3 separate regions of the Homo sapiens genome follow, and regions 1 and 2 are each linked to region 3. Evidence: read pairs that join two places in POLR2A ChIA-PET (ENCODE). Cell type or tissue: GM12878. All regions are shown on one strand. Each heading gives the region's core, and the rest is flanking DNA. Links, peaks and the distances in the headings are about the cores only. Region 1 overlaps THADA (THADA armadillo repeat containing). Region 2 overlaps MTA3 (metastasis associated 1 family member 3). Region 3 overlaps MTA3 (metastasis associated 1 family member 3).

The links. Peaks named below come from ENCODE experiments on the same cell type or tissue, not always from the same donor. Only the 100,000 strongest peaks of a DNase experiment are listed, where the experiment ranks them.
Region 1: POLR2A ChIA-PET joins it to region 3 with 5 read pairs; 1 of 35 experiments calls an interaction of 5 or more read pairs at or near these places.
Region 2: POLR2A ChIA-PET joins it to region 3 with 5 read pairs; 2 of 35 experiments call an interaction of 5 or more read pairs at or near these places.

The regions. Positions count from the first base shown.
Region 1 is chr2:43,268,391-43,278,746 of GRCh38, forward strand. The region is part of intron 36 of THADA (THADA armadillo repeat containing); the gene reads right to left. Among named protein-coding and RNA genes, the nearest start is that of LINC01126, 46 kb to the left of the region's middle. RefSeq lists enhancers at 4,787-5,287, 5,056-5,105, 5,288-5,788. In GM12878, for the core only: no CTCF peak of the experiment used is centred there; no DNase peak of the experiment used is centred there; H3K27ac peaks cover 804 bases.
Region 2 is chr2:42,633,610-42,643,965 of GRCh38, forward strand. It overlaps MTA3 (metastasis associated 1 family member 3), which reads left to right. Exons shown (of 17, transcript NM_001330442.2): 5 at 6,564-6,627. Among named protein-coding and RNA genes, the nearest start is that of MTA3, 70 kb to the left of the region's middle. RefSeq lists a silencer at 9,597-9,797. In GM12878, for the core only: no CTCF peak of the experiment used is centred there; no DNase peak of the experiment used is centred there; H3K4me3 peaks cover 799 bases; H3K27ac peaks cover 918 bases.
Region 3 is chr2:42,748,684-42,759,039 of GRCh38, forward strand. MTA3 (metastasis associated 1 family member 3) reads left to right here. Exons shown (of 17, transcript NM_001330442.2): 17 at 4,691-8,263. The coding sequence ends at 4,716. Among named protein-coding and RNA genes, the nearest start is that of OXER1, 10 kb to the right of the region's middle. RefSeq lists enhancers at 7,361-7,931, 7,932-8,503. In GM12878, for the core only: no CTCF peak of the experiment used is centred there; DNase peaks (open chromatin) are centred at 3,788 and 5,618; H3K27ac peaks cover 1,803 bases.

The sequences.
Region 1 (10,356 bases), core at 1,913-6,912, 520 kb after region 3:
ACCCTGCCCCACGTGTGCAGAGAAAAACCCTCCCTGTACTGGCCCGCCACCACCAGAGCCACTCTCCATTCTGCTCTTCTGCCCATGAGAGGTCTTGCCATGGGGACTGCTGTAGTCAAAATAGAGCAGCAAAAACAAGGAAGCCCAGGCTTTCACAATCCACCAAGCATCTTCTGGGAGATTTGAGAACAGAATTGGAGTTTGGTGGGTAGGATGAGGGCTTCCCAGGTCTCTGATGTCACCCTTTACGCCTCCTTGGATAACAGCAGGATGGTGAGGGAGGGGTCGCCACCGTGGCCAGTGAAGAGGCCTCTCCTGGGCCCCACCCCTGCCCTGCAGAACTTCTCGGGCAGCACTGTCATGACAGCCTGGGTCTGACCTTCATCTGGCTGTTGGGATGGAAGAAGTCTGTGGCTGAGTGAACTCAGGAGGGCAAAGGGCAGGTGCCAGTGCTGGCTGGGGTGCTCAGGAGGGATGCTCCCAATAGAGTCAGGCCTGAAGCTGGGGCTGGAGGAGTCATCCTCACTGAACCAGGGACGAACGAGAAAGGTGGGGGGGCCCATCTTGCCACCCCTGACAGAGTAGTGACCCTAACACCTGAAACTGGCTTAGGTTCAAAAAGGAAGCCTGCTCACCACAGTGAAGAGAAATCCTGCATTGTGATATGGCCTTGCTGAGGAAAGCGAAAGTTCCTGAGGAAAAGGAAAGCACAGAAGAGGAGAGCCGAGGCCACGAGCTGGAGAAGGAAGATCACCAGGCACCAGGCTTGCCCTGACTAACAGGGAAGACAACACCCTGCAGCCGCGTCAGCACCAGATGGCCTAAGCCTCAGACTGAGGGCTTATCATCACCCACAGGGGTCAGTCGCCTTGGCCAGAGAGCTCGGCTTTCAGAAGCAGCAAGAGTCAGGGCAAAATGATGCAAAAATGACCCTCATTTCCTCGAAAGGAGCCTGTTGTTGTCTCTCTGGGGATTAGTCACTGGGAGGCCATGGTAACAATCCCATCACCCCAGCAACCAGGCCCAGCCAGGGTACTCACTGGCACTCATAACTGGCCAGCAGATCGAAGACGGGAGCATTAGTTTGCACCTGCTTTTGCACATCATGGGAGCCGCTGCCAGTGACGCACTCGCTGAGATGCAGGTGAACGTCAGGGGGCCCAGGCTCTCTGGAACAGCAACTGATGGCACACGCAACTTGGAATGCGGCAACCGGAGCTCCACCGTGCCCACCCACTGCAGCTGGCAGGAATGGGGGCCTACCTTGATCAAATCTCTTTATTTTGAAGGAATAAATAAGAAAACAGATAACTGGCTCCCACATAACTATCTTCCTTCAAAAGCATTTCCCCTCACCCTCCACTGGTTCACAGTGGGTTAGGACCACAATTCCTAGCCTCTTCTGTTTCCTCCCCTGCAGCCCCACTGACAATACTGAAGAACACACAGCCAGCTACGGAGAGAGGCCCAGAGAGACCAAGGCAGTGGAATCCCGGGCTGACTCAGGGTGTGGTTTGATTGCTGACTGCTGAGAGATGGCTGGTTTCACAGAACACTTAGTTCTTCCCACCCCAGTGTTGCTGGAGTTCCTCCAAGCCCTCTTCTCAAGGCAGTGTTCCATCTTCTCTGCCCTTACCCCACACCACCCCATCTCACCCCTGCCAGCTCCTCTCTACCCGAGTCTGGATTATTCTCAGGGGGCATCCCTACATTTCTGTCATTTCCTCTGTATAAATCAAGGCTTGGGGGACAGTAGAGAGGTACTGTCCTGGGCCTCAGGAGTGGGTGTTGTAGACCTCGTTTTTCTACTCATTATGTGACACTGGGGAAATCATTTACCTTTCTTGGGCTTCAGTTTCCACATCTGTAAGTCAGAGGCTCTAAAACCCTCGAGTCCTGGGATTCCCTCCCTTTAGGAGGGGCACTGGAGAACAGGAACAGCAGCAGCCTTGACAGAGGACCACCTGCCGCCTCTTGCTGCATCTGCCCTCTATTCCCTTTCCCCAGGGCACACTCTGGTATCTCAGCTCTGGTCCCCAACCCATTTTCTTACACTCTGACTCCAGTGTCTTCTTTCAAACACAACAGTGAGTTTAGAAGACCTTCAATGCACCCCTTTCTCTTAACTCCTGGGTTCTAAACTAGATGCCAGGTTTGGACTCCTTTCCCTGTCTCAGAGAGGATCTGAGAGTGCAAGGCCTCTGTCACCACAGGGGCCGGAGCTCCAACTCTGGCTCTGACACTTATCTGCCTTGGGACGTTGGGCCCATTCCTTCAACTCTCTGAACTTCTGCATATTCACATTTAAAATGGAGGAAGTATAGTAGGTCCCTATAATCCCAGCTACTCAGGAGGCTGAGGTGGGAGGATCCCTTGAGCCCAGGAGTTCAAGACTGCAGTGAGCTACAAGTGTGCCTGTGAACAGCCACCAGTACTCCAGCCAGAGTGATGCCATGAGACCCCACCTTTAAAAACATAAAAATATAAATAAAATGGAGGAAATAATAAAGTATCTCACAGTGTTGTGAGGATCAAAGGGGATAAAATGAAACAGGAGCATCAAGAGGGAGGTGATGAGGTTCTCCTTCCCCTGTCCCCCCACTGGCCTGCTCAGAGTGGGAAAGAGCAGACGGGGCTCTGGGAGGAAGGGGCCACCTCCCCTAGGCCTTCCAGATCGATTCATGTAGCCTTGGCTCTGGTCTCTCACCTGGGACCTGATAAGCAACTGACAAGTATCCACCTGCTGGGCACTTCCCAGGGCCGGCCCTGTGCTAGGCATGTGGGTCCCTATGGATGAAACTCTTGCTCAAGAAATTCCATCCTGCATGATCCAGTATGGAGTGACAAGGGAGACACAGAGTTAGTCCAGGATTTTCTACAGTGGCCAGTCTTAGTAGATGCTTCATCAGTTCCTCATCAGCTGTTTGAATTAATGTCTCTAGGAAGAAGTCAGGACTAAGGCAGGCGATTTAATCTGCCATAATAAGAAAATGCTGTGACCTCAGGGCAATTTCATAACATAAAATCCAAACAGCTCCCCCACCAGGTAGATCTGAAAAACACTAAGCTTCTTACTGGGTTTAACTACTTTGATAGATACATTCCTCAATTCATTCATTCAATTGATCATCAAACAGTGATTCTTATTGAGAATCTATTATGTGCCAAGTTCTGAGAATATAGCAGCAAACAAACAAGACAAAAATCCTACACTCTTGGAACTTTTTTTTTTTTTTTTTTTTTTGACAGAGTTTCGTTCTTTTGCCCAGGCTGGAGTGAAGTGGTGCAATCTCAGCTCACTGCAACCTCCACCTCCTGGGTTCAAGCGATTCTCCTGCCTCAGCCTCCCGAGTAGCTGGGATTACAGGCATGCACCACCACGCCCAGCTAATTTTTGTATTTTTAGTAGAGAAGGGGTTTCACCATGTTGGCCAGGCTGGTCTCGAACTCCTGACCTCAGGTGATCCACTTGCCTCGGCCTCCCAGAGTGCTAGGATTACAGGCGTGAGCCACCACGCCCGGCCTCTCTTGGAACTTTTATTCCGGTGGAGAGAAACAAATAACAAATAAATAAAATTATGCAGATAATTAAACCAGTGGGGTGAATGATAGCAAATAACTGGGTGGTTACTGTAGTCTGAGAGGTCAAGGCAGGCCCCCTGTGCAGATGACACTGAAGCTGAGATTGGAATGATATGAAGGAGTCAGCCATGCAGGACAAGGGAAGAATATTCCAAGCAGAGGGAACAGCTACTGCAAAGGCCCTGAGGTTGGAATGGGCTCTGGAGTTGGAAAACCCCAAAGATGGCTGGAGTGGCTAGGGGAGGAGCGGCAGGGGCTGGACTGGGTAGGATTTTATATGTTGCCTTAGGAGTCTGGGTTTTACCCAGATTAAGATGGGAAGCCAAGAGAGAGTTCTGAGCAGAAGAGCAGTATCATCTGTTTTACTCCTGAAGAAGTGAGCCTGAATTGCAACGAACAAAAATAGAGGCAGGAAGACCAGGCTGTAGAAGTCTGGGGAGAGATGGTGGTGGCTTGGACTAGCACATGAAACAAGCCTGGCGGACAGGCACTTTCTAAGTATTTGTTGAATGAATGAACAAGTGAATGATTGAATACCCTTGATCTGACCACTTCTCATCTCATACTTAAATAGTAAGAAAAATCTATAGACTATCTTAAGTAGGAGTAAGAGAAGGGGTCAGAAAACAATTTAGAGTTTTGGTTTTGTGCTTTTTTTTTTTTTTTTTTTGAGACAAGGTCTCACTCTGTCACCTAGGCTGGAGTGCAGTAGCATGATCATGGCTCATTGTAGCCTTGACCTTCTGGGCTCAAGTGATCCTCCCACCTCAGCCTCTTCAGTAGCTGGAACCACAGGCATGCACCACTACACTTGGCTAATTTTTAAATTTTTTTGAAGAGACAGGGTCTCCCCATGTTGCCCAGGCTGGGTTTGAACTCCTGGGCTCAAGTGATCTGGCTGCCCCGGCCTCCGAAAGTGCTGGGATTACAGGTATGTGCCACTGTGCCTAGCCCCAATTTAGAATTTTAAAGTAGACACATATAAATGATGGATGGCCAGGCACGGTGGCTCATGCCTGTAATCCCAGCATTTTGGGAGGCCAAGGCGGGCAGATTACTTGAGGTCAGGAGTTCAAGACCAGCCTGGGCAACATGTAGTAGCCCCATCTCTACTAAAAATACCAAAATAAGCCAGCCATGGTGGTGTGTGTCTGTAATCCCAGCTACTCAGGAGGCTGAGGCAGGACAATCGCTTGAACCCGGGAGGCGGAGGTTGCAGTGAGCCGAGATTGCACCACCACTGCACTCTCGCCTGGGCGCCAAGAGTGAAACTCTGTCTCAACAACAACAACAACAACAAAAAAAAAAAAAAGAAGAAAAAGAAATGATGGAGGCAAATAAGTTTAACTCATCTGAAGAGGAATTTAGGCCAGGCTTGGAGATAGGTAGGAGGATATATTCTAGTAAAGTGATTCTTAACTTTTTTGGGTCATTCTTCTTTAGAAAAAGGTACTTGGTACATCTACAATATTGAGTCTGGGGCCAGGCTCTGGCACCACAGAGCAGAAAGGGCACTTTGAAGGCGATATACCTGAGTCGATTAGGAAAGAGCCTACTGGAAGGCAGGAGGAAGGGGGAGGCAGTCAGTACTTGCAGAGCCCTTCTAGTGCCTGACTCTGTGATCTGGCAGGAACTGAAAAAAGCACAGGGCCTGCTGCGGGTCTGAGACTGGTGGGCAGCCTTAGAGGTTCCAGGAGTGGAATCATCTGTGACTCAGTGTGAAGTCCCACAGGGCTGGGGCTTTGCTGACTGAGCTGTCTCACTCCATAGGGCCACTGGAAAATGTCACAGTGACCCAGGCCTTTCTATCTCTCTCCTCCCAGGCTTCCCTCCCTGTTTGCTCAAGGGTCGGGGCATATGAGAAGTGTTCATCCTTTCATGCTGGCTCACGGGCTCTGTGTGGGTGACGATGATGCACACATGTATACATGTGTGCAGATGTTGTTTTTTTCCTTCTTTGCCTTGCCCTGGCTACATGGCTGCTTGGACTCAACCTCACAATGCCACTTGCCTACTGCTCCCTCCTCTAACCTCTGAGTCTCATTTTTCTACATCTCGCTCCTACTTCCCCTCTTCCACCTCCCTCCTAAACACCATTGTTATTCCAGTCTCTATGGGTCACCATGCCAAGCACAGGAGGCTCCTTTGGTGTCTCCCAGATAACCCAGGGGCATGGTCCCTGCAGCCCCAGGCTGGCTTTCTGGTCCTGTAATCCAAGACCCTGACTTCAGAGGTAAGAGTGAGGAGGGACCCAACACTACAGGCTGCAAACTCAGCCTACCAGACCCGGACAGTGTGCGAGTCAGCAAGACTGCCACCCTAGTTGGTATGAATCAGTGAAAAACGCTGTCCCTTGAGCTGGTTCCAGCAGAGAGGGTCTGCCTGCTTGTTCTGAAGCTTTCTTATTTCAAAGCGTACTCTCATGTTTCTTTTGCCACCTGACTATGGTGAAAAATCAATCCATTAACACAAATTGAGCACCCACTGTGTACCTAATAGAAAACAGTCTCTAAGTTCATGAGGGCTAGTTGGGAAGAGAGAACTAAAGCACAGGAAAGGGAAAATGATAAAAGCGTAGAATAGCAAAGGCTCTGTGATGATACAATAACCAAATGCTGCAGCGGCTCAGGGAATGGGGAGATCCTGGAGGGCAAGGGTGCTGTCGAGAAGATGGGATTTAATGCATTCCCGCTAAATGTCCATATTTGGAAGGATGAGCAGAAGTTTTACATGACTTTTTGTGGGCAAGGGGCCTTCTAGGAGAGAGGGACCAGAACTACTTGGAGACAGTATTCCAAGAAAAAGAGCCACAGCCGATCTGCCTGCTTGCCTACCCACTATCCCCTTTAAAGGTCTTACATATTTTCTTTCATAAGAAAGTTTCTACCAAGAAGTCATCCTTCTTGAACCAAAACACTGACAACAGGCATGAAATCTGGCACGCCTTAAAATTCCTTGCTCAGTGCCTTCTCTTATCCTGTATCAACTCAAGCAGAAACTGTTTTCCTTTCTTTTCTTTTCTTTTCTTTTTTTTTTTTTTTTGAGGGAGTCTCACTCTGTTGCCTAGGCTGGAGTGCAGTGGTGTGATCTTGGCTCACTGCATTACTGCGAAAATTCCACCTCCGAGGTTCAAGCAATTCTCCTGCCTCAGTCTCCAGAGTAACTGGGACTACAGATGTGCACCACTATGCCCAGCTAATTTTTGTATTTTTATTAGAAATGGGGTTTCACCATGTTGGCCAGGCTGGTCTTGAACTCCTGACCTCAGGTGATCTGCCCACCTCAGCCTCCCAAAGTGCTGGGATTAGATGCGTGAGCCACCGCACCTGGCCAGAAACTGTTTTCTGAGCCTCACAAATGGAGACGGGAATGGGAGGAGGCCATCTAAATTAGGTGGCCAATAGTGGCTGAAGCCGAAAGAGCAAGAAAGGGGGAGATCCAGTGCCAGGAAAAGCAAGAAGCCTGAGGGAAGTCCAGAAAGCCATCCCCCTGCCTGCCCTGTCCCCATGGCCCATCCAGCTCCCAGAGGCACCCTGCCTCTGCTAAGTGGAACGTATGTGGTTCTGCCTGGGGACCTCCTGATCTAGCCATCCTTAAGCCCATCCTGGAGTCCTTCGGTCTAACTCTCTGCAGTATTTCCAGCTAAGCCACACCAGATAACTTGCATCAGAGTGAAAGAGCTCTGCAAAAAGAAAAGGCTCAGGTATCCCTGGCTTGTAGGAAAGGCTATGGAAGAACCCCAATCACTGGATTCTTTCTAACCTTCTAAGATACCTTTCTTATCTTCTCTTCCTCTGAAGGCAGCTTCACAAATTTGTACCTTCATGGGTTCCTCTCCTGCTGCTCTCATCCAGAACTCTGCCTAACTTAAGAATCATGCAAATGCCAGGATTTAAAGTTAAGTATTGTCCAGGTTGTTTTTCCCACACAGAGGCCTTTGTTCAAATGAAATCTGACATTAAATGCCCGATGTGGTATATAAAACAGATCTGAGTGGCCGCTTGGTGGAAGAGGGTGGGGAGCTGCAGAGATAGCCTTGAGCATCTCCTGCTCTTGTAGCATTAGAGCTCTTTCCTGAGCATTTCAAGGCCTGAAGTCAGAGCAGGGAAAGGAGGAAGGCAGAGCCTTGCCTGGAGTCCAGCCCACAAATTTTTTTTCTCCTAGCTACAAATTTCAATACCTTACTCTTAAGTCCTGGAAATGTCATTTCTTCCATTCCCTTCTGCAGGCTCCATGATTGGTACAGAGTGGGGAGGGAGGGGCAGAGAGGGTCCTGCAGCTGGGGCTCCCTGATGTCCATACTTCTAAGGGCTGAGGGTGCTTTGGACATTGCAGGGAGAGAGTTGTTAACAGGCTGTGAGTTTCATGCTTCCCTGTGTGGGCTGCAGCATGTGCAGGAGATTCCAGCAGGCAAAAAAGGTGAATAAGAAATCTGTTCTCAGGAGGGCCGGCTAACCATGGCATTATTTTCTCCAGGCCTTCTAGAATCATTAACTAATCAAATCTAGACCTAAAGCCAATTATGCAAAAGGATATGTTAGGGTGAGGAAGTCTGAATGACTGCATTTAATGCTTGCCTATTCTACAGGTTCCAGAAAGTGCCCGTGGGGACCGATAACTAGATCTGTTAAGGAGCACTGGAGATCCCAGGATAGCTGTGCTGCGTTCTGAGGAAGGCAGGACAGAACCCAGACAGTTTATTCTGTTCCCACAGCAGATAAAGGTCTCCCTTTGCCCTCTCCATTTCGAATGTTGAGCTCTCCAAGACCTAAGGAAAACTTTGTCCTGGATCACAGTGACTTGTGGCCTCTGAGTGCCTTTCCCGATTTCCTGGTAGTTTCACTTCCTGGAATGCCACAGTCTGACTTCTACATCAGTGCCAGAGGCATGCCTTGTTATTTTCCCCTGGACACCTCACAGGTTTGAAACTCTGAAGTCACCTCATGCTTTCCCTTCTCTCCCACCTCCCACAGCAGCAGTCCCCATGTTGAGATTACCCAACCCCCAACCAGTATTCTCATACATCAGTCCTCTCCTCTCCATCCCAACCCCACTGAGAGCAGCTGGAGAGGACTGTTGCTGCCAGCCCCCAGCTGATTTCCCTGCCTGGCAAATCCCCTCACTCAGCCCCAGCCCTGGCCCATCACACACACTGCTGCCAGAGATTCCACAAGTATGTCTCCGGTAACATCAGTCTCCTCTGAGTGCCTTCCCACCTCATTCCTGCTTTAAACCCTCTCTAGCTTCCCATTACCTGCAGAAGGAGATCGGGCCTTGGCACTGAGCCATCCCACAAGCAAGTGCCCCTGCCTTGCTCAGTTCATTTCCTGCTCCTCTTCCTTGCCTGGCCTGAGCCTGTGTTCTGACCACAAAAGTCCACTCACTGCTGCCCAATCAGCTCCCGGGTTCTCCCCAACTCAGGGCTTTGGCTCCAACTTCTCTTTCTGCATTGACTGTTCTGCTCTCATTTGTGTCACATCTCTCCCTTCCTTTGGGCCCACTCCACTCTCCAGACCCTTTCCAGAGAGACCCCACAGAATGCACCTCCTACTTCCCCAAGCTCCTCCAGCAGGCTGCTAGGAGACGGTCTGAGAGCAGAGCTCTGTCTGCATCCATCCCTCACTGACAGTGGGAGATCTCAGAGGTGTGGAGCTCTTGTGTTGTATTTCTTTCTTCGAGGAAAACTGAGAAGTAACTTTAATTTTTTCATTGTAATTTTAACTCCTCAAAGAAGACATTAAATATTAACACAACTTAATAATGTTATTTTACTGTGGCATTTAGTCAACCACCGATTTGGGGACAAAAGAAACAACGTGTACTTTTAAGGTAGTCAAGATTCAATCGTAATTAACTTGGAACACCAAAGAGGAAAACATCAGCAGTGTATTCTACAAAATCCTTATATGCTGAAGGAATGTGAAGTTACCACCAGCACTTGATATCCTTGAGAGATGGTAAAACAAGACAATATTGTTCTTTTTTTTTTTTTTTTTGAGATGAAGTCTTGCTCTGTCATCCAGGCTGGAGTACAGTGGCACTATCTCAGCTCACTGCGACCTATGCCTCCTGGGTTCAAGAGATTCTTCTGCCTCAGCCTCCCGAGTAGCTGGGATTACGGGTGCCCGCCACCATGCCCAGCTAATTTTTCTATTTTTAGTAGAGATGGGGTTTCACCATATTGGCCAGGCTAGTCTTGAACTTCTGACCGCAAGTGATCCACCCATCTCAGCCTCCCAAAGTGCTGAGATTACAGGCGTGAGATTACTGCGCCTGGCCTAAAACAAGACAATATTGTTCTGATCAATCAATTGCCTAACTTCTGATTAAAGAAAAAAATCAGGGTGATTCTCAGTCCTCAGCTACTTTTCAGTCTAAAGAAAAAGATCTATATTTTATGCTTAAGAAAATCAAGCTGGGCTGGGTGCGGAATCTACTGAGTATTATATTCCAACAAATATTTACCGAACACTTACTAGGCTTTCTGTGTGTCCTTCTAAGCAAATGCTGCAATTGGAAAAATGAATAAATTGCCAATGGCAGAATTTTAGCTATTGGGCAAGTCTGGCAGGTTGGGGGCTGAGGGGAGCCTGCTTGCATATCACTTGCAGCTCTGTTCCAAATGCTATCCTGCTGAGAGGAAAAGCTGATCTAGGCGAAACCTGCCCTGGTGCGGTATCACTGAGAGATTATTCCAAAACTAGCTTCTTCCACATAGGCAGAGAAGTGTACACAGACCATTTTGACTGAGGATTCAGATCCTGGAAGGTTCAC
Region 2 (10,356 bases), core at 2,628-7,627, 120 kb before region 3:
GGCTGGGCGCGGTGGCTCATGCCTGTAATCCCAGCACTTTGGGAGGCCGAGGCGGGCGGATCACAAGGTCAGGAGATCGAGACCATCCTGGCTAACACAGTGAAACCCCGTCTCTACTAAAAATACAAAAAAAAGTTAGCCGGCCGTGGTGGCGGGCGCCTGTAGTCCCAGCTGGAGGCTGAGGCAGGAGAATGGCGTGTACCCGGGAGGCGGAGCTTGCAGTGAGCCGAGACCGCGCCACTGCACTCCAACCTGGGCGACAGAGCGAGACTCTGTCTCAAAAAAAAAAAAAACATATTCTTTCACTTAATATATGCAATCTTAAATGTTTGTTACCAAGATATAATTAAGAAAACCATAGTTTTCTTAATGTAGAACAGTGATTCTCAACCGGGAGTGATATTGTATCCCAGGGACCTTTGACAATTTGGACAGTTTGGCTCTAACAAATGGATGAGGGGGTGCTACTGTCATCCACTGCAGAGAGGCCAGGGATGCTGCTCAACATCCTGTAGTGCATGAGACAGCCTCCACAACAAAAAATTATCTGGCCCAAAATGTCCACCAGTGGTGCCGAGGTTGAGAAAACCTGATATATAGAGTCATTGTACATAATCCTTGCTCCCTTGGTGTGGTAGTCATGGAAATTTATGTATTTTAATTAGGTATTTTAATTAGGATTTCTCTTTATTAGTCTATTCTCACACTGCTATAGAACTACCCGAGACTGGGTAATTTGTAAGGAAAAGACTTTTAATTGATTCACAGTTCTGCATGGCTGGGGAAGACTCAGGCAACTTACAATCATGGTGGAAGGGGAAGCAGGCATGTCTTACTTGGCAGCAGGCGAGAGAAGGAGAAGGAGGAACTGTCAAACATGTATAAAACCGTCAGATCATGTGAGAACTCACTATCATGAAACTGCCCCCGTGATCCAATCACCACCCACTAGGTCCCTCCCTCGACACGTGAGGATTATGGGGATCACAATTCAAGATGAGATTTGGGTGGGGACACAGAGCCAAACCATATCACCCCCTTTCATTTTAAATTTAAATTTTGTTATTTTTTTAAAAGTGTATGGATATGGCTGTCTAATAATATCCAAGGCAGTCATTTGCTTGGTTCCAACTCTGTAGTCATTTTCAACTCCTCTCGATGGTGGCTTCTGGCATTTATACTGTTCTTATATTCCTACTATTAATTTTTCAGTTTTAGGAATTTACCTTTACTTCTCTCTTCCCTATTCCCTTTGCCATCTGTTTCTAATATTATCACAACTTTTATTTAACTTAGTAAACAGTCTTTGTGTTTTATGAACATGTCAGTATTATGTATTCTTTCTTGTATAAACTTTTGTTTTCCATGGAGTTTATCATTGTTTTACCTTTGCCTTTTGATTAAGTCTTCTAAAAATGTAAAAGTTTTTATTCTCATATATCTAAAAATATTTCTCACACTTGGCCAATGATTTGTTTAGACATAGAATTTTGGTTTGGAAATCACTTCTCTCAGAATTTTGAATCTGTGCTATTCTGTTTTATGCGGTTGCTGTTGAGAAATCTAGTCTTCTGAAAGCATTTTGCATCTCTGATCTTTATTTTTTTATTTGATTGTTCATTGTGTTCATTGTGTTAAATGCTGTCAAAACTGTCTACTCACTGATTTACCAATCCCAGAACCTAATATTTTGACACTGTTCTTTATACAAAGAAATATTAAGAATCTGTAACTTGGGCCGGGCAAAGTGGCTCATGTCTGTAATCCCAGCATTTTGGGAGGCCGAGGCGGGTGGATCACCTGAAATTAGGAGTTCGAGACCAGCCTGACCAACATGGTGAAACCCCGTCTTTACTAAAAATACAAAAATGAGCTGGGTGTGATGGTGGGCATCTGTAATCCCAGCTAGTTGAGAGGCTGAGTCAGCAGAATCACTTGAACCCAGGAGATGGAGGCTGCAGTAAGGATAAGATCACACCACTTGCACTCCAGCCTGGGCAACAGAGCGAGACTCTATCTCAAAAAAAAAAGAATCTAGAGTTTGTGGCAAATGTAAGACTTGTAAAGTCAATAAAAAAATGTCTTTCTTTAATGAAGCAATAATACTGTTTGTTGAACAAGGCAAGTTTAATGTCAAACTCTGCATCTATAGGAATTTTTCTGTTTTTTTTTCCCAAGACAGAATTTCACTCTGTCACCCAGGCTCGAGTGCAGTGGCATGATCTTGGCTCACTGCACCTCCTTCTCCCAGGTTCAAGCAGTTCTTGTGCCACAGCCTCCGCAGTAGCTGGGATTACAGGCGTGCACCACCACACCCAGCTAATTTTTTATATTTTAGTAGAGATGGAGTTTCACCATGTTGCCCAGGCTGGTCTTGAACTATACCTGAGCTCAGGCAATCTGCCCGCCTCAGCCTTATAGAATGCTAGGATTACAGGCGTGAGCCACGGCGCCGGGCCAGGAATGGTTTTTTAAGTTTAGTGAACTTAAAAAAGTTCACTAAACTTGGTGATGTTTGTTAATCATGTAGATTCCTGGACCCATCCCAAGACATTGAAATTCAGTAAGTCTGGTACAGCACTAAGATATCTGCACTTTTCTAAGTGGGTAGTCCCCGCTTCAAGTTGTATCAAGGTAAAAGAAAGTTTGGGCCAAGTGTGGTGGCTCATGTCTATAATCCCAGCCTTTGGGAGGCCAAGGTGGGAGGATCGCTTGAGCCAGGGAGTTTGAGAGCAGCCTGGGAAACATAGCAAAACTCTATCTCTACAAAGAATTTAAAAAAAATTAGCTCTGCGTGTGGCACACACCTGTAGTCCCAGCTACTGGGGAGGCTGAGGTGGGAGGATTGATTGAGTCCAGGAGGTTGAGGCTGCAGTGAACTGTGATTATGCCGCTGCACTCCAGCCTGGGTGACAGAGCTAGACCCTTTCTCAAAACAAAACAAAACAAAACAAAAGAAGAAAGTCTACAGGCAGGGGGTAAATGATCACTAATTTAAACTTCTTTCTCTTTCTTTCTTTTTTTTTTTTTTTTTTTGAGACGGGGTTTCGCCCTGTCACCAGGCTGGAGTGCAGTGGTGCGATCTCGGCTCACTGCAACCTCCGGCTCCCAGGTTCAAGCCATTCTCCTGCCTCAGCCTCCAGAGTAGCTGGGACTACAGGCGTGTGCTACCACTCCCAGCTAATTTTTGTGTTTTTAGTAGAGACAGGGCTTCACCGTATTGGCCAGGCTGGTCTCGAACTCCTGACCTCGTGACCCGCCCGCATCGGCCTCCCAAAGTGCTGGGATCATAGGCATGAGCCACTGCGCCTGGCCCTCCTCTTTCATTTATACAAATATGTACTAGCTTTAGATAAAAGAAATATATAACCTGTATGCACATTTTTACGTTTTTCAGTCTGTAGGATTATATGGGACATACCATTAAGCAAGTAGCAGATTCCAGGCTGATCAGCGCCTGCTGTTGAACGTGTGACTTTGTTTTGTCGTAATTATTTATTCACATGTCTTTGTGTCCCAGCACCCTGCGCAGTCTCTGAAACAGATTATACTTTGAAAACCTTTTCAGTGACCTGTGGGAAAGTAGGTTTTCTTTATAGCAATTCTGTACTCCTTTGTGGTTCTGTGTAGAAAAGTAGTACGAGTGATTATATGGGCCTGGAGTGATCTTTGTGTTGTGGTCTTTGATACACTTCATATCATGCTTGGGCATCTTTATTATTTAAGGATTAAAATATCGTACATGACACATGATTAGGTTCATTGCTTGAGACTCAGTATAAATTGCCTATGGTATCTGTATACGGAATTTGATAATAGTTCCTTTAGGTTGGGGTTAGCTTAAAATTTACCATGTTTTTATCTATGAGCCAAGATTTGTTTGGCATAAAGGAAACTAACGCTTTAAATCTCTTTTTAAACCACTTTTATCAACAACTCTTGGCATGGTAATATATGTGTTAATTACATATTCATATTTACTTCATAAAATAATTCTGACTCAACCTCTTAGCTGTTAATGTATGTACATGAAAATTGTAAATGTTAGATTTTCATTTTTAATTTGGGGAGATGTACAATATAGCTATATTAAAGAAAAATTTAAAACTTAGATCACTTATTATCCTTTCATCTTTGTATAAAAACTGCATTTCCAAAAACAATTTGTACTTCATTATAACCTGTGTTTCCTTATTTCCTAATATAATTATGAAAATAAAGGTTTTATAATTTAAAATCTTTTATTTCAGACCATATGGAAGAGACTTTTAAAGTATGCTATATTGTTTGTTTGAATTTTCAGTGTCCGTTAACCCTTAAAAGTCAAGGGACTATTAAAGACAGTGGTATTGGCTGGGCATAGTGCAGTAGTGTTTATAACCAGTTACAGATTTCTTTTTTTCTTCTCCACTATCACTGTTTCAGTTGACTAGCCTTAAAAAAAAGTACCTATTAAAATAAAATTTAGCAGGTTTTACTCCTCCCCATTAAAACAAGCAAATCTGACTTTAGAGAACTTATTTTTTTAAAAAGGGGGATTTTTTTTTCTAGGTGATTGAGTATCAAATGTTAGAAATATTGCTTTGTCAGCTGTTAATGAGGGGAAAAAGTAAGTGAAAACTATTTTTAGAAACCTCATTTATTAAGCATATTGCATGTGTGAGCACATATTCACAGGTCATAGATATTCTGTGGCAGCTGTCGATGTGCTAACGGCAGCAGAGCAATTTCCCTAGTTGCAATTCTGTCCGTTATGAGAACATGTCAGATAATTGTTACCTTTTCTTTTTTTTTTTTGAGACAGGGTCTTGCTCTTTTGCCCAGGCTGGAGTTCAGTGGTGCAAATACAGCTCAGTGCACCCTAGACCTCCTGGGCTCAAGCAGTCCCCCAACCGCGAGTAGCTGGGACTATGCCCTGCTTATTTTATTTTTTTTAATTTTCAGTAGAGTTGAGATCTTGCTGTGTAGCCTGGTCTCAAACTCCTGGGCTCAAGCGATTCTTCTACCTCGGCCTCCCAAAGTGCTGAGATTACAGGTGTGAGCTGGGCACAATTGTTGTCTTTTCAGTGTTGTTATGTGTGCTAAAGTGATGTTAATTTTTTTTTTTTTTTGCTTCACTAATCTACTTGAATAAAATATGTTAGAAAAAAAGAAAACCTTTATAAACACTTCCAGTAACCACGTTAGAGATTTGACAGGATAGTGTGGAAATACCACATGCTCTCAAAGAAAGCTTTCTAACCTACAGTGATCACCAGAAAAAGACATTTTTATAAGGGGTTTTTTTTTTTTTTAATTTAAAGAGTATATAGTTGCAAAATGTTTAGCAAGCTGTTTTGACCAATGTGTTAGCACTTTTAGTATTTTATTTTGCTCTTGGTAATTTTTTTCTTTGAATTGTATTTCACTCTGGTGATCCAACAGCAAGCTTTTCTAGCTTGCTTTCTTTCTTTCTTTTTTTTTTTTTTTGAGGCGGAGTCTTGCTCTGTCGCCCGGGCTGGAGTGCAGTGGCACGATCTCGGCTCACTGCAACCTCTGCCTCTGGGGTTCAAGCGATTCTCCTGCCTCAGCCCCCTGAGTAGCTGGGATTACAGGCATGTGCTACCATACCCCACGAATTTCTAGCTTCTTATTTAATATATATGTGATATATTTGTTTTTGCATGTTGGCTTTTGGAGATGTCTTAATTTTTGTTTAGAAAATCAAATGATCTTACGACATTTTAAAGAAACATTGTGTGAGCCCTGACCAGTATTTGTAACTTGAATAATCTTCAAAATGCTCCTGTCAGATTTCTATTAGTTATACGGATTTTTTTAGGCTAGTTAGGGTCATTTTGAAAGTGCTCGTAATAAATGCCTCTACCTACATAACCTCAGTTTTTCTCAGAGTCTAGACAAGCCTTATAAAAACAGACGTTAGTTTCCAAGCTCAGATCAAATGTAAGTGCTGTCAGACCTCAAGGTCCGTGGATCTGTCGATGTTTATTTTGCCCCTTGCTCTATAGAAGGCTCCTTGTGTTTAAATTTTAACTAGTTTTTAGAGTAATTTCAATATAGATGAATTAGTTATATCCTGATATGAATGTGTATTATTTTTAGGTTCTTAAATGTAGTTAGTGGCTGCTCATAAAAATCTGAATATTATTTAGCCATTGGTTTGTGTGGTGGTGTCTTTGTCTGAACATCCCTTTTATAAAATTACCTCATAATATCTATTTATAGGTTCAGAAACTGACTCTTAGTCTGAAGTTCTCATTGTACTCTTTTTTTTTCTTGAATAAGTAGAAACTACCTATAAAGTATTGCATATTAGGATTTATTGCCTAACACAATTACTCCAACAGGCTAGCCTCTCAAGAAATGCCTATAAAGACAGCCTTATTTTATAAGTTACCTGACATTAGGATTGTAAAGTGGGTCTAAATGGTTTGAAAAAATATATATTCCTAACTGCCATGTAGTTTCTTAATACCAGTCTCACATTCTTAACTTTGTATTTCTCATCACTGAGAAGGTGAGGTGGCCTTTGTTACATTTATTCTTTTTTTCTTTTTCAACAGGGGAAAGTGCAGTGTTGCCCTTCTGAATGAGACAGAATCAGTATTGTCATATCTTGATAAGGAGGTAATTCACAATCATAGTTGTTTTGTTTTTTTCTCCCTTTATTTCACATGAAGCTCTTTCCTTGGAATTTATTTCTTTTTGTACAAAAGTATTATTCCACCATTATATTAATAGCAGTATTATAGTAAAAGTATAGTGACTAGAATGCATTCGGGTAAATTTGATTTTTCTGGTTATCTGAGATAAGAGCAAAAACTGTGTCTGTTTTTCAGTTGGTAATGAATGGCATTATAGAGAATGGTACATGGATTTAGTTGATAGTAGATGAATATTTTTGACTTTATGAAATTAATGCTTTAGTGTGCTTGGCTCCCCTTTCTGTTTTGTTTTTGTTTTTATTTCTTGAATAAATGGTTTTTCTTTTAGACTGTTTCCAGATGAGATTTTACCTTTGGTGGTCTGCTTTCTGGAATCCTAATAAATTTTGTCAGTTAAAAATATTTTTCACTAAACCTCAACAAGAAATGTAGTTAACAAGTTGAGATAGAGCATACGCTTCATGGAAAGGAGGAAATTTTTATAAGCAGAATATTCCATGGTATGCATAGTTTTAGGTGACATTTAAAGCAACATCATTTGTATGGTGGGAAACATATTTTAGTATCAGTGATGCTTCAGTATTTAATCTTTATGATTTTTTTCTTCTCCCCCAAAAGCTTTATTACATATACGTATGTTTTAGTTTTTGGAGACAAAGTCTTGCTCTGTCCCCCATTCTGGAACGCAGTGACGTGATCTTGACCCACTGCAACCTCCGCCTCCCGGGTTCAAGCAATTCTCATGCTTCAGCCTCCTGAGTAGCTGGGATCATAGGTGCCTGCCACCATACCCGGCTAATTTTTGTGTTTTTGGTAGAGATGGGGTTTTGCCATGTTTGCTAGGCTGGTCTTCAACTCCTGGCCTCAGGTGATCTGCCTTCCTCAGCCTCCCAAAGTGCTGGGATCAGAGGCATGAGCCACTGTGCCTGGCCGGTTTTTTTTTTTTTTTTTTTTAAATCTTATACTCAAGTGTTGCCCATTTATCTCAAATGAAGAAAATATAACAGAAAAAGTTTGATACAATCATGCAGAACCCACTATACATTAGAAAACCTAATAGGAAATAAGAAAACCAACAGGAAAAGTCATATTCAAAGCAGAAAAAAGGCTAATAGACTTTATAACTTACCTTTGTAAAATTTAGATAGGCTTTTGTCATTAGTCTGTCCCACAGAATGATGGATTATAATATGGATAATGATAATGCCCAGAAATTAGCATTATTTCACGGAAGCAGAAAGAAAAAGGCAAAACATTCCATGCATTTCATTGTATTAAATTTTTTTTTTTCGGCCGAACGTGGTGGCTCACACATGTGATCCCAGCGCTTTGGGAGGCCGAGGTGGGCGGATCACGAGGTCAGGAGTTCGAGACCAGCCTGACCAACGTGGTGAAAGCCTGTATCTGCTAAAAATACAAAAATTAGCTGGGCCATGCAAAAATTAACCGGGCGTGGTGGCGCATGCCTGTAATCCCAGCTACTTGGGAGGCTGAGGCAGGAGAATACCTTGGATCTGGGAGGCGGAGGTTGCAGTGAGCCGAGATCGCGCTACTATACCTCTAGTCTGGGTGACAGAGTGAGACCTTGTCTTAAAAAAAAAAAATAGACATTGGAGAGGGATGAGGATTGAAAAATTACCTATTGGGTACACTGTTCACTATTCAGGTGATGGGTACACTAAAAGCCCAGACTTTACCATGACACAATGTATGCATATAAGAACTCTGCACTTGTACCCCCTAAATATATAAAAAATTTAAAAATAAAATATTGAGATTGGCATAAAGACGGTAACCCAAAGAATAACTTTTTAATTATCATCCTTTACTTTTAACTCTGTGTTCTTGAAATTGGCCTATCTGGAACCTTTTCTTCTTCTTTTTTACAACTTCTATTATAAACCAAACATATTTTGAATATTTTCCCATATCAGGACATAGAAATCTAAGGATTTTAAGCAACTTATATGACCCAAATAATCATTTCATCTTATTATATTGTAGAGTATGGCAAGCTCCTGTTTTTATTGGAGTACCATGCTAATAGGTTTTACAGATAAAAAGTGAACTGAAGTATCTCTGCATTTAAATCTGATGGTGGCTTCATGTGGGGGCTCATGTCTGTGATCCCAGCACTTTGGGAGGTTGAGGCAGGAGGATTGCTTGAGCCCAGGAGTTTGAGACCAGCCCAGGCAACATAGTGAGACGTCGTCTCTATTAAAAAAAAAGAAAAACAAAATCTGATGTTGAGCCAGTGGCAATAACTTCAGTTACTGAGTAATATTTATTACTCATGTCTGTAAAGCAAAACAAAAAAATCAAACAATTCTGATTACATAATGATCATCCCCTGTAGCTTTGTTAAGTTGGTTTTTTTTTTTTTTTTTGAGATGAAGTCTCACTCTTGTCCCCCAGGCTGGAGTGCAATGGTGCAATCTTGGCTCACTGCAACCTCTGCCTCCTGTGTTCAAGTGATTCTCCTGCCTCAGCCTCCTGAGCAGCTGGGATTACAGGTGCCTGCCACCACACCCGGCTGATTTTTCTATTTTTAGTAGAGACGGGATTTCACCATGTTGGCGAGGCTAGTCTCGAAGTCCTGACCTCAGGTGATCCGCCTGCCTCGGCCTCCCAAAGTGCTGGGATTATAGGCATGAGCCACTGCACCTGGCCTAAGCTGGTTGTTTTATCTATTCCTGCAGATTTTTTCTTTCCTTAGATAGCACTTTAACAGTATGCATAAACTGTCACATATTGGTGTCTCCCCCCCCCCCCTTTTTTTTTTAACAGTTTTTTTGTTTAAACTTTTTTCCTGACAGTGAACAATGAATAAAATACAGCACAGAATTTCTCAGTGGTTGGAATAACTCTGTTTTTTTTCCCTTTCCCCTTATCACAGTATGTAAGAACTCCCATAGGAGAGATTTTTACTGTCTGACAGATTATCTTTTATTTGCAGTTTCCTTTGCTGGGGCTTGGTAAAGTTCTGGTAGTAGGGACAGGTCCTTCCAGGATATAATACAGAGAACTGGGCAGCCGATAACCTTTGGGATCGTAGTGGAAAGCAGAAGATGGGACTTCTGCTTCTGGTTCAGATAATCTCTAGTGGTTATACGGAATTCAGCAAAGGACTGGTGCCAGGTCATTTTGTCCATTAGGCTCAGAAACAAGGACATAGGAGCTTTGTAAGGGAGGACTGGAAATTTTGGTGTGTATGCTGTTGGTGAGCATGTATATAGCTATGTTTGTATATCTGTCTATATGTATATATATGTATGCCTCAGTACTTAACTGCAGAATTATAGTTAATACATGTTTAATTAAATATTTACAAAGTGGTATTATTATAACAGTAAACCACATGTAAGTTCAACTCATGCAGTTTAATGTGAGATATGTATACTTTTTAATCTTTTGACTAAAAGCTGGGATGGACATTACAAAAGTAAGAGTACCTGGTATCTGTGAAGTCTTCCCTTCTGTTTGGTGTGGACTTCAGAAGTTTATAAGATGATTTGACTTTAGGTGTCTTACCTTGGAGTTATGGTTTAATTTTGCTAGCTCTTGAAACTCTGCTTTAGAGAGCAAATGGTTTTCTTTTAGACTAAAACAAATAATAGAACTTTATAATCTACTTTGTTTCAAGCTGTTTCTTTTGGCTTGATTTAATTTTGTACTGTTTTACATGATGACG
Region 3 (10,356 bases), core at 3,609-8,608:
GGGACTGTTTTTTCTTTTGATTACGGGTTGCATTTTCTTGTTTCTCACTGCGCCCAGCCAGTCCAATCATATTTAAATGCATACTGGGTCAGTGTGAATGATGAGTTATAAAGACTCAGGATTCTGTTATTTTCCTTTGCAGAGTGGTAAGTTTTGTTCTAGCAAGGAGTTACATTGGTGGATCACTTCGATTCTGTGGAGGCTTGGTTTGAAGCTTTATTAAGCCTCACATATTTCAATTTTGCCCTTAGTCCGATGGGATTTCAATGGAAAGACCAAGTTGTTTACCAGGCCCCTTTAACTTCACAGAACTTGAACTCCAAATTCTGTCTTCTCAGCACTGGACAGCTCTTGAAGTCACTGCTCGGCTCCTTGAGCCTTCTAGCTGATGTTTTCCATCGGGCTCCTGGGAATCTCACCCTGTACTTGCATAGTTCAGAAATAAGCAAGTAATGTGAGGGGAGTTTGTATGTAGATTTGAGGGCTCCCCCTTCTGTGTCTCCTTCCTCTGCAGGATCTCCTCCCTCAGTTTCCAGCTGCATTGGCTGCCTCAAGCTCTGACCTCTGGTTCCTCAGCCTAGTAGACTGTAGCTTTCTGCCTGAGCTATATTCATCTCATACTGCATGAATGTGCTCATGGGGAAAGACACTTAAGAGTGGCTCTCACTTTGTCTCACTTTTTCTTACTTTGTCTCTCTTTTTTCTAGGTTCATAACCCCTCCAATTTTTACCTGATTTTGGTTGCTCTCTAGTACTTTCAAACAGTTGTTCTTTTTTAAAAAAATTATTTTATTGTATTTTTGAGACAGAGTCTTGCTCTGTCACCCGTGCTGGAGTGCAGTGGCATGATCTCGGCTCACTGCAACCTCCGCCTCCTGGGTTCAAGCAGTTCTCCTGCCTCAGCCTCCCAAGTAGCTGGAATTTCGGGTGGCCACCACCATGCCTGGCTAATTTTTGTAGTTTTAGGAGAGACAGGGTTTTGTCGTGTTGGCCAGGCTGGTCTTGAACTCCTGACCTCAAGTGATCCTCCCACCTCAGCCTCCCAAAGTGCTGGGATTACAGGCGTGAGTCACCACACCTGGCCTCAAACAGTTGTTCTTTATATTTCGTCCAGAGTTTATCACTGTTACTGGCTGGAGGGTTAGTCAAATTAGCCTACCACGATAGGAAGCAGAGCTCCTCAGTCCTTCTATGTGCTTCCCCTCCTGTTTCTCTCAGTTAAGAAAAAACAACATACTATGTATGTTTCATAGATACTGTATTTTTTCTTCCCTGAGGATATTAATGATAGTGGCTTTTTATTTTTATTTTATTTATTTATTTTTTTGAGACGGAGTCTCACTCTGTCGCCAGGCTGGAGTGCAGTGGCACAATCTCGGCTCACTGCAACCTCCGCCTCCTGGGTTCAAGCGATTCTCCTGCCTCAGCCTCCTGAGTAGCTGGGATACAGGTGCGCCCCATAACACCTGGCTAATTTTTGTATTTTTAGTAGAGACGGGGTTTCACTCTGTTGGCCAGGCTGGTCTTGATCTCTTGAACTTGTGATCCACCTGCCTTTGCCTCCCAAAGTGCTGGAATTACAGGTGTGAGCCACCACGCCTGGCCATGTTTTTTGTTGTTTAAGTATTCTTCTCTGTTTCTTCTCTCTGTTTCTTCCAATTTGTACTCTTCTGTTGATTATGTGTTATTTGGTCTCTAACACCTGCTGTTAGAGGGTCTTTGTTTTTTTTTTCCCTGGTGACCTTTGTTGTCAAACAATGTTTAAAAGTAGGAGACTAAAAATCAGAGTGAAAGCTCTGTGCTTGTTCTTGGCAGAACCTGTAGTGCAGTTCACTGTAGGGTGATCAGGTTGGCCTGGTGTTTGGACGATAAATGCCAGTTTCTTTCGATATTTTCTCATGGGCTTGTCAGATTCCCCAGAGAAGTTTCTTCCTATCTGTTCCCCAGAGGATAAATGTTTGTTACCTGCATTCTGAGAGCTTCATGGGAAGAAGGCTGGGGGCTCACCATTCAGTAGACATAGGTTCACTTGATCTCTCTCTGTTATAATTGTAGCCTTGTCCTTAGCTGTGCATGGTGCCTCGTGTCCCCTAGGCCTGAAACGGTTTTGTCCTCGTCAGAGAATAAATATCTCGACTGGTGGGACGTAGACAGTTGCCTGGTGGTATGGAGTTGGGAGAGCTTCTTGGGATCCAGCTGCTTCTCAAAGAGCCTTTAACTCCTCTTCCTTGCTTCAGTCCCCTCCCCTACTTCCAGAGGTACCTGGTGTCATTTCATGAGCCTTTGGGGTTCTCTAGACAAATTGGGTACTCAGCTTTCCACACTGAACCTTCAAGTCTGTCTGTCTTGAGTGCATAGTCTGTTATCACTCATTTATCTGCTTTCCAGCTTCTAAAATTCTGTGGTTTCTTCTCTGATTTTCAGAAGGAAAGGAAACTAACTCAGAAGCCACCAGCTAGCTGGCTGGATTGCTTTCATTGGATTGGTTGATTTAAGTGCAGAATCTCCAAGTCCATGGACTTCAAGTACTTCTGAGTAGTCAAACCATTAGGGAAAATTTTGCAAAAAACAAACAAACAAAAAAATAAGTGCCTGTCAGTCAGGGCGAGTACGTACCAAAGTGGCAAATATAGGTTAATACATTTGAGAATAAATAAACAAAAAGAGAAATGATTTGGGCTACATCATGGTCTAGGAAGGAGACTGAGAATTGATGTAGACATTTTCCTGGGGCTCTCTGCCTGTGCTACTGTGCTGAGTCTCTGTATCTGGCTCTTGTTCCTGCTCCAAGGAAATGCAGAGGATCTGGGGAAGCTCTGAGCAGAGGAGAGTGAAGTGATAACCTTGTAAGGGCAGGTGGTAAGTACTGGGATTCTTCAGCCCAGAATACAGAGAGGTGGCCTGTCTCAATTGAAAACCGTGGCCAGGGTGGAGAAGGCAGAGTGGAGCCTGGGCACCAGAACCTGAGATGCTAGGAGGAGAGGGTTGTTTCTGAAACCGCAGCAGGCAAGTTTGGCACAAATAAAAGCACAATTTACCATGGCAGGCTAGAAACTTGGGAAACTATTAAAAGCAGCTCTTTTGATAGGTGGTTTAATTCCATAAGGGTTTAGACAGATGAATGACAGAGCTCCTGCTCCACTAAATACAAAAAGAGAGAGTGGCTCCTAGGAGACGCTGACACTTACATAACCTTCCATTTAGACACTGAGGAGGTCAGGATGCTCTTACTGGGCTGTTAGCAGAACACTGGGCTGGATGGAGAATGAGCAGCTTGGTGTAGTAGGAAAAACTTGACACAAATTAAGGTCTACATTCAAATCTTGACTCCTCAGCTTACTTACTGTGACCTTGAGCAAGTTCTTAACCTTTCTGACACTCCCAAGATTCTGCTGAAGGTTAAATAAGGTAGTTACATAACCTACAGTATGTTCAATAAAGCAAGGTTAGCATGATTCCTAAACTGAATTTATCTGGGCCTTTATTTAACACATACTTGCTGAGCTCATATCAAATACCAAGCTGGGTACAGGTATCTTCCCTATCCTAGAAAAGCTCATGAAGTGAAGACACAGCTCTGCTCCATCCTGCAGCCCTTCCTTGGCATGCTCTGAGGCTGTGAAGGTGAGCATTGCTGGGTCCTTTCCTGGCAGCAGGGTGATGTGCCTGGGGCAGAGAATATCTGAGCATCTTATCCCTTCTCAGCAAACAACCCCACTTCCCTCCTAGCCACTTTCCTAATAACTAAGTAAAAAGCTTTCACAACTTTCTAATACAACACGGTGGTGATGTGGTTTGCAGGCCACTTCTGCTTTTTCATTTACTTGTCTCTGCTGTAGTCTCCAGATGGTCAGAGTTGAAGGTTTTTGGGGAAGTGGAGGGGGTGGGAGTGAGGGGCATAGGAATAGTTCCTGACACTGTGGGAGAGTGAAGTTCACTCCCCTCCTACAAGAAATGTGTTCATAGCCTCTGGGTGCCCACATCATTATGATTAATTATGATGAGCTCAGATGAGATCGTGCCTCCTCCCAGCCAACTGTGTTCCCTATTCCTTAGTATCCGTCAGAAAAGTTCCATGAGTCTCTTCTCTTGCCTGGTGTACTGTAGCACCTCTCCAGTGACCACTAAACCCGCCTATTCAAAACCCAGCTTTTAAGATCTTTCCGTCCTTCAGTATCAATTATATATTTTATTGGCCCTAATTAAACTTTCCCTTTGATCCAGTGTTAAACTACATTGTGAGCCCTTTTTTTTTTTTTCAGACAGGGTCTTGCTCTGTCGCCTGGGCTGGAGTGCCGTGGTGCGACCACAGCTCACTGCAGCCTTGGCTTTGTGAGCTCAAGCAGTCCTCCCCCCTCAGCCTCCTGAAGTAGCTGGGACTACAGGCATGCACCACCACACCTGGCTAACTTTTTATTTTTATTTTGGTAGAGACAGAGTGATGCTATGTCGTCCAGACTGTCTTGAACTTCTGGCCTCAAGCCATCCACCGGCCTTGGCCTCTCAAAGTGCTGGGATTATGGGCATGAGCCACCACACCTGGCCTAGTCATGAGATTTTCTTTGACCTACTGCTGAGCCTCCTTTCCCTGAAGGTTGTGATGTTGGGAGGGGTGAGTCCATCCTCCCTTTCATCTTGCCTCCACCATCGGGACTTGTTTAACCTTCACACTGTTACTTCCCTTTTCTAGAACTCACGTGCTGTGTGTCAGACTGAGCTTTCCCTGATTCATTCTACAATCCAAGACTTGCTGCACTGTCCTGCTGATGTTCACAGCCGTGCCTGGGAAGAAGGCAGCCCCACTCCCAGTACATTTCAGTGGGAGACCTCTGCGTGCATCCATGGAGACGCAATGGGGCGGGGAAGGAACTGTGGGAGTGCACGTTCCAAATCCTGTGTCTCCACGTGTGGATCAGCAGCACCTCGCTTTCTTGTCAGAGACCTCGCTGTTACGGAGCGAGACCTGCTGAGAATTGAGGGGCTGAGGGAACCCCTCCACCTCCTCCCTTCTGCAGCGCCCTGCGCCCCACCCAGCAACAGCGGCCACTTGGCAGTGGGGCTGCTGCAAGCTCAGAGCCGCTGCCACCCTGCATGTGTCCGCTCAGCTCGGTCTTATGCTGTATAGTTACTAAATATGTACAGGAGGGCCATGGCATCTTTCTGAATGGATTTTTCTTAAGAAATGCGCCAGTGTTTATGAGGTTCAAGGTATTTCCCTGTCCTTGCTGTTACCGTCACTCAGCTTTTTCTCGATAGGCTTCATCCTTGTTTTTTTGAAATGGGGGAATTTGCTGTTTACCCTCTGCATTCCTATATGTGACCCTCCCTCCTACTCCTCCAAGGAACAGAATTACCGAGGTTCTGACAAAAGATAAGCCTGTAAACTCATCATCTGTGTTTTGTGGTTGGAGAGAAACTGGTGTTCTGCCCGGCTCTGCTTGGTCACAGACAGCTCCAGCAAGAGCAGTTGTTAAAAGTGCCAAGCGTGTGTATCACTGTGACAAGCCGTTTGCTTACTGCCCTGTTCCCTTGCAGCCAAACCAGCTGATGAAGAACTGCTGCCAGGTGGGTCCTACAGCAGGTCACAAATGACCTAGTTTCATTTTAAGCAGACAGACTCTGTTTGGCCTAGAGGTGTGGAGTGAGAGAACTGTGTTTGTGGGTATGAGTCTGTGTGGCCAACCCCATGACCCCCACCCCTCCAGCCCAACATCTTGTGAGCACATGTGACCTAGGCCCCGGGGGACCTGCCTGCTCCTTTGGCTTGGGCTCTTCGTGTTTCCCACCTGCCCTCGGCACGAGCCCTTGGTGGCATCACAGTTGGCCACTCAGCTGTGCTGAGTAGCTGTGCTACTTGTGCTGGCAGCTGCAAGGATAGGAATAGCTCAGCGCCCGATGAGCTCCCTGAGCAGATGTGAGGCTGGCAACTCCCCTGCCCTCTGTTTGCAGGCACAGGGTCACAGTCCCAAGAAAGACAACTGGAGTCTGATCTCCCAGCCATCTCTGGGGTTACTAGGAGGCAGCTGGATGGCAGATACGAGAGGCCCAAATAGCCAAGCTGTTGCAAGACAGAGTGGCTACAATTGAATTGACACCCTGGGAAGCACGAGGTAACTTGGTAAGGATAATGATGCTGTAGATGTCTGTGTCCTCGGAGGCTGAGCTCCGCTTGGCAGAGAGAGCGTGCTGTGTGAGGTGGAGGGCGGTTTTGCAGACATCTCAGCTTCTTTTCTGAGGAGGAGTTGGTTCTCATCTTAGGCTTCTGCAAGGGCGAGCATGGGATGTCTCCACCACCACCCACTCTTGGAGCTGTGCTGGGTCTTGGCTTGGGGCGCTGAGGGTGGGGCCTGTGTCAGAAGCATTTGGTGAGAGGGGTGGAGGTGGCAGGCAGGGGTTCTCCTCAGGGTTCCCACTGAGGGGTCCCTTCAGCAAAGACCTGGGAGGAGGTGCCGCATCACGTGGATGTTTCTTCCCTAAAGAAAAAGACACAGGAAAGCTGTCTGTCTGTACCCTGCTCTGGATTTATTGTCGTACTTGGACCCAGAAGGGGAAATGATTCCCTCACCCTTTCACTTTCTCTCTGAACCCCTACTAAGTGGTGACTGCAGATTCTGGAAACAATTAGCTGCCCGTGACTCAGCTGCCAGCTTCATTTTCTCTGCCTTTTGGGAGAGGCCCTCTCACCCAGGCCCAAGAGATTTGGAGACAGGAGTCAGGCCAGGTCTGAAGCAGGAGAAGGGAGGCCCCTCCTATCTACCCAGTTGACATTTGGCTTTGGGAAAAGCGCAGCTTGTTCGAGCCACGTGTGCCAAGCAGGCTTTTCCTTCCTCTTGTAAGTAAAGCTCGTGGTTCTGTAGTCCAGTCATCCTAGGAGGGTGATGTTGACTGAGACTTCACGCTCTCCCTTTGTCTCTGGAAACTGCCCCCTCGTTCTGACAGAATCCCCCAGGCAATGGAGGAAGGGTGCCGAGGCGCCTCTAGTCTGTGCCTTTGCCGTTGGAAGCATTTGGTGCTGAGAGGGTTTCCCAGCCACCCGCTCCCTTTCTGGGGCCATGGTGTCCCTGCTGTGTGTCAGTGGCATGTCACTGTGGTTCAGTGAGCACATGGGTGGACGTGCAGAGACTGTCTGCGCAGCCCCCAGCAGACATGCCCCTGGGGTGAGGACACAGGCTCTGCAGGCTATCTCCCCCTCTGGCTCAGTCATCGCCTGCCCACCCTTCACTTCTTAAAGGTGCGCAAGAGAGGAGGGCCGACTGGAGGGTGTCGCCGGAAGGTTTCAGCCTGCCCTTCACAATTCCCCTTGTGCACAGCCCAGTTTCCATCTCTCAGGGCCCACCCAGGAAAATGGATTTCAAGTGGGGGTTTTCATCCAGAGATTTGTTTAACACAAAACAAGAAAAGCTGAGAGGCAAAACAGGGGAGTGAGGGGCAACCCAGAGGTGGGGAACAACAACAGCAAGCCGCCCCCATCCTGAGACTGGCTGGGCACCAGGGGAGGACGCGTCACCAGAGCCTGGGGCCAAGGCCACTGGGGGACCTGCCACACTGTGGACCTGTCTGGTGGGGGCTGGAGCCTCGAGAAGCCATGATTCTTGTCAGAAACATTTCCCCAGGCAGAGAGAGGGGGCCCCAGCCTCTCCCCTCCTCTTGGCCTCCAGAGTCCTGCAGGTGCCTCACAGTAGTGAAACCCAGTTGGAAGCAGCTGCCCTGGGAGCCTGGGACAGGCGACCCACCGGGTCAGTCCCCTGCCACTCAGAGCAGAGCAGGGGGCTGAGGGCAAGCAGGTGGGGCTGTGCGTGGCCTCAGTGCACTCGGTGTCATGTCTGAGCCTGGTGTTTATGCCCCACTGCTGTCCTAAGTCCCTGGCGAGGGGAGGTGGAGGAGCTGCCCCGTGGGTGTTTGGAGATTCTGTTTTACTCTGCCTAGAGAGGAAACGGCTTTGGGGAGGGAGGGGGAAGCCTTTATTCTTTACTGTTGTCCCTGTTTTCCTTTGGGGGAATTTACTCAGTTAGCAGCCCCTCCTCACCATTCCCCCCAGGAAGGCCATGTCCCAGTTTTCTGTCCACCCCTCCTGTTCCTCTGCACTATGTCTCTGATTTTCCCTGCCAGGGAAGCTAACCCAGAGCACGCACCTGTGCTCATGAGTGTTTCCGCAGGATAATTCGTTCTGAGCATGATACCACAGTGTGGATTGTCTGTCTGTAAGGAGATGCCATCTACTAACCAATTTGTATTGTGTTTCCAATAAATTCCTGGAAATTTTGCCTGGTTTTATGCTGTTCTTTACTAGGATGATGGCTCAGGTGTAAGACTGTGCACGCACCCCTAGGCCCAGCCTCAGGTGGTCCTTGTTTCAGAACCTTGAGCTCCGAGGGCCCCGGGGAGGTAATAGGCCAGGCCAGTTGGTCTGCTGTGCCCCAGCTGCACTGAGACTCTCAGAGGCCTTTCCCCAGGGTCTGCATCTTCTTCTGCTGTCTCATAAGCCACATCCTGGGGACATGGAAGTTTCACGAGGCGAGGTCACCCCAGTAGGAGGCCTTTGACCCTGTGCCCCCAGGCCTGGAGGTATGAGGTGTAATAGGCAGCCTTTTTCCCGTGAACTACCCTGCAGTGTGACTTGTGCCCTGCTGTGGCCAGTGCTGGGTTGTGGGGATGGGTGCTGGGGTATTCAGGTGGTGCACTGAGGAAGGCTGCTGTGCCCCAACATGGGGTTTGCTGTTTGGCTGGCTGTTTGTGTGGACTCTGTCTCAGCTGCTGTGCCAAGGTCATTATAGGGGAAAGTGAAGCTTGGCTCCCTTGGGACCCCTCCAGCCTGTGTTTGTGAAGTACACATGTTTGTGACTCTTGTTTGCTGGGCTTTCTGAAAGATTTTCTTAAAAGGAGTCACTAAGCTTATTTTTTTCTTTTCCTTTTTCTCAGACATGGTCTTGCTCTGTCACCCAGACTGGAGTGCAATGGCGCGATCTCGACTCACTGCAACCTCCACCTTCTGGGTTTAAGCGATTCTCGTGTCTCAGCCTCCCAAGTAGCTGGGGCTATAGGCGCACGCCACCATGCCCGGCTAATTTTTGTATTTTTAGTGGAGACGGGGTTTCACCATGTTGGCCAGGCTGGTCTCGAACTCCTGACCTCAGGTGATTTGCCCTCCTTGGCCTCCCAAAGTGCTGGGATTACAGGCATGAGCCACTGCACCCAGCCTTCTTAGTGTTTTTATTGTTTGTTTTTTTGTTTTTTGTTTTAAATTAAGGCTTTTAATGCGAACTCAAATATCACCTCCCTCTTTCTGGAAGCTCCTCTGTAGCTTAGAGTGTTGCATGCCATACCTCTCAAGGGGGCCGACCTTAAGCTCCATACCAGGACTGGGTTTTTATCATCGGACTTCCTAGGAGGTTTCTTCTGCCCCTCCCTGGGTAGGTTTTACCCTCTGTTTATTCTGATTCTGCTCCTGGGTGCAGAGATTGCTGGAGGAACCACACCACCTACTCACGACCCCACAGCTTAACTCATCAGGGTGCTTAACTCACCAGGCCCCTTTGAGCCACTTGCTTAGTGACCCTTTTCTATGTTCTTCTTTGGGAGCTTGATTTTCTTATTTCCAGAACCAGCTGTTCCAATCCTTTGCCACTTTTTAAGTCCTTATCCCCTGAGAGCTGCGGCTTCTAAGAATCCCTTCAGCTTTATTCCCCTTGTCCCAAGACCTACTGAAATAGTGCCATTGCTCCAGCTCAAAGAGGCATCCTTCTATCTTCTGGGGACAGACCCTCCTGCCACCCATGAGCTGCATTCATCCTTCCACTCCCTTAGGGCCTTGCAATAGTGTCTTGACTCAGGCCAGACTGCCACTTACTAGCTGGATGACCTTGGGCAAATTATTCAACCTCTGTGTGCCTCAGTGTTTCCATCTGTAAAATGGGATAATAATGGAATCTCCCTCATCAGGACTAAAAAAATTAATATGTGTAAAATGCTTAGAATAAGGTCTGGTACATTCCAGTCCCCATCATCATTCCCCTCCTCCCCAGTATTTTTCTTTTCTCCCTTCTCCTCCTGTATTTAAAAATCTCTTCATCTAATCCACCAAATAACAGAACAGTCAAACCACCAAAACATCTGTCCTCTGCTTAGTTTCATCTAAAGCTATTATCTTCTCTCCTTTTACTGGCACATTTGTTGAAAGGGGAAGAGTTGTCTCCATTACTTCAAATCTCATTAATTCCTCAACCCATTATAGCACTTTATGGCTTCCATTCTGCCCCCACCCCCATCCACTCACTGAAATTGCTGTCAATAAAGTCACATTTAATGACCTTCTAATTGTTAAATCCAATGCTATTCTTAAGTCATCCTCTTTGAGCT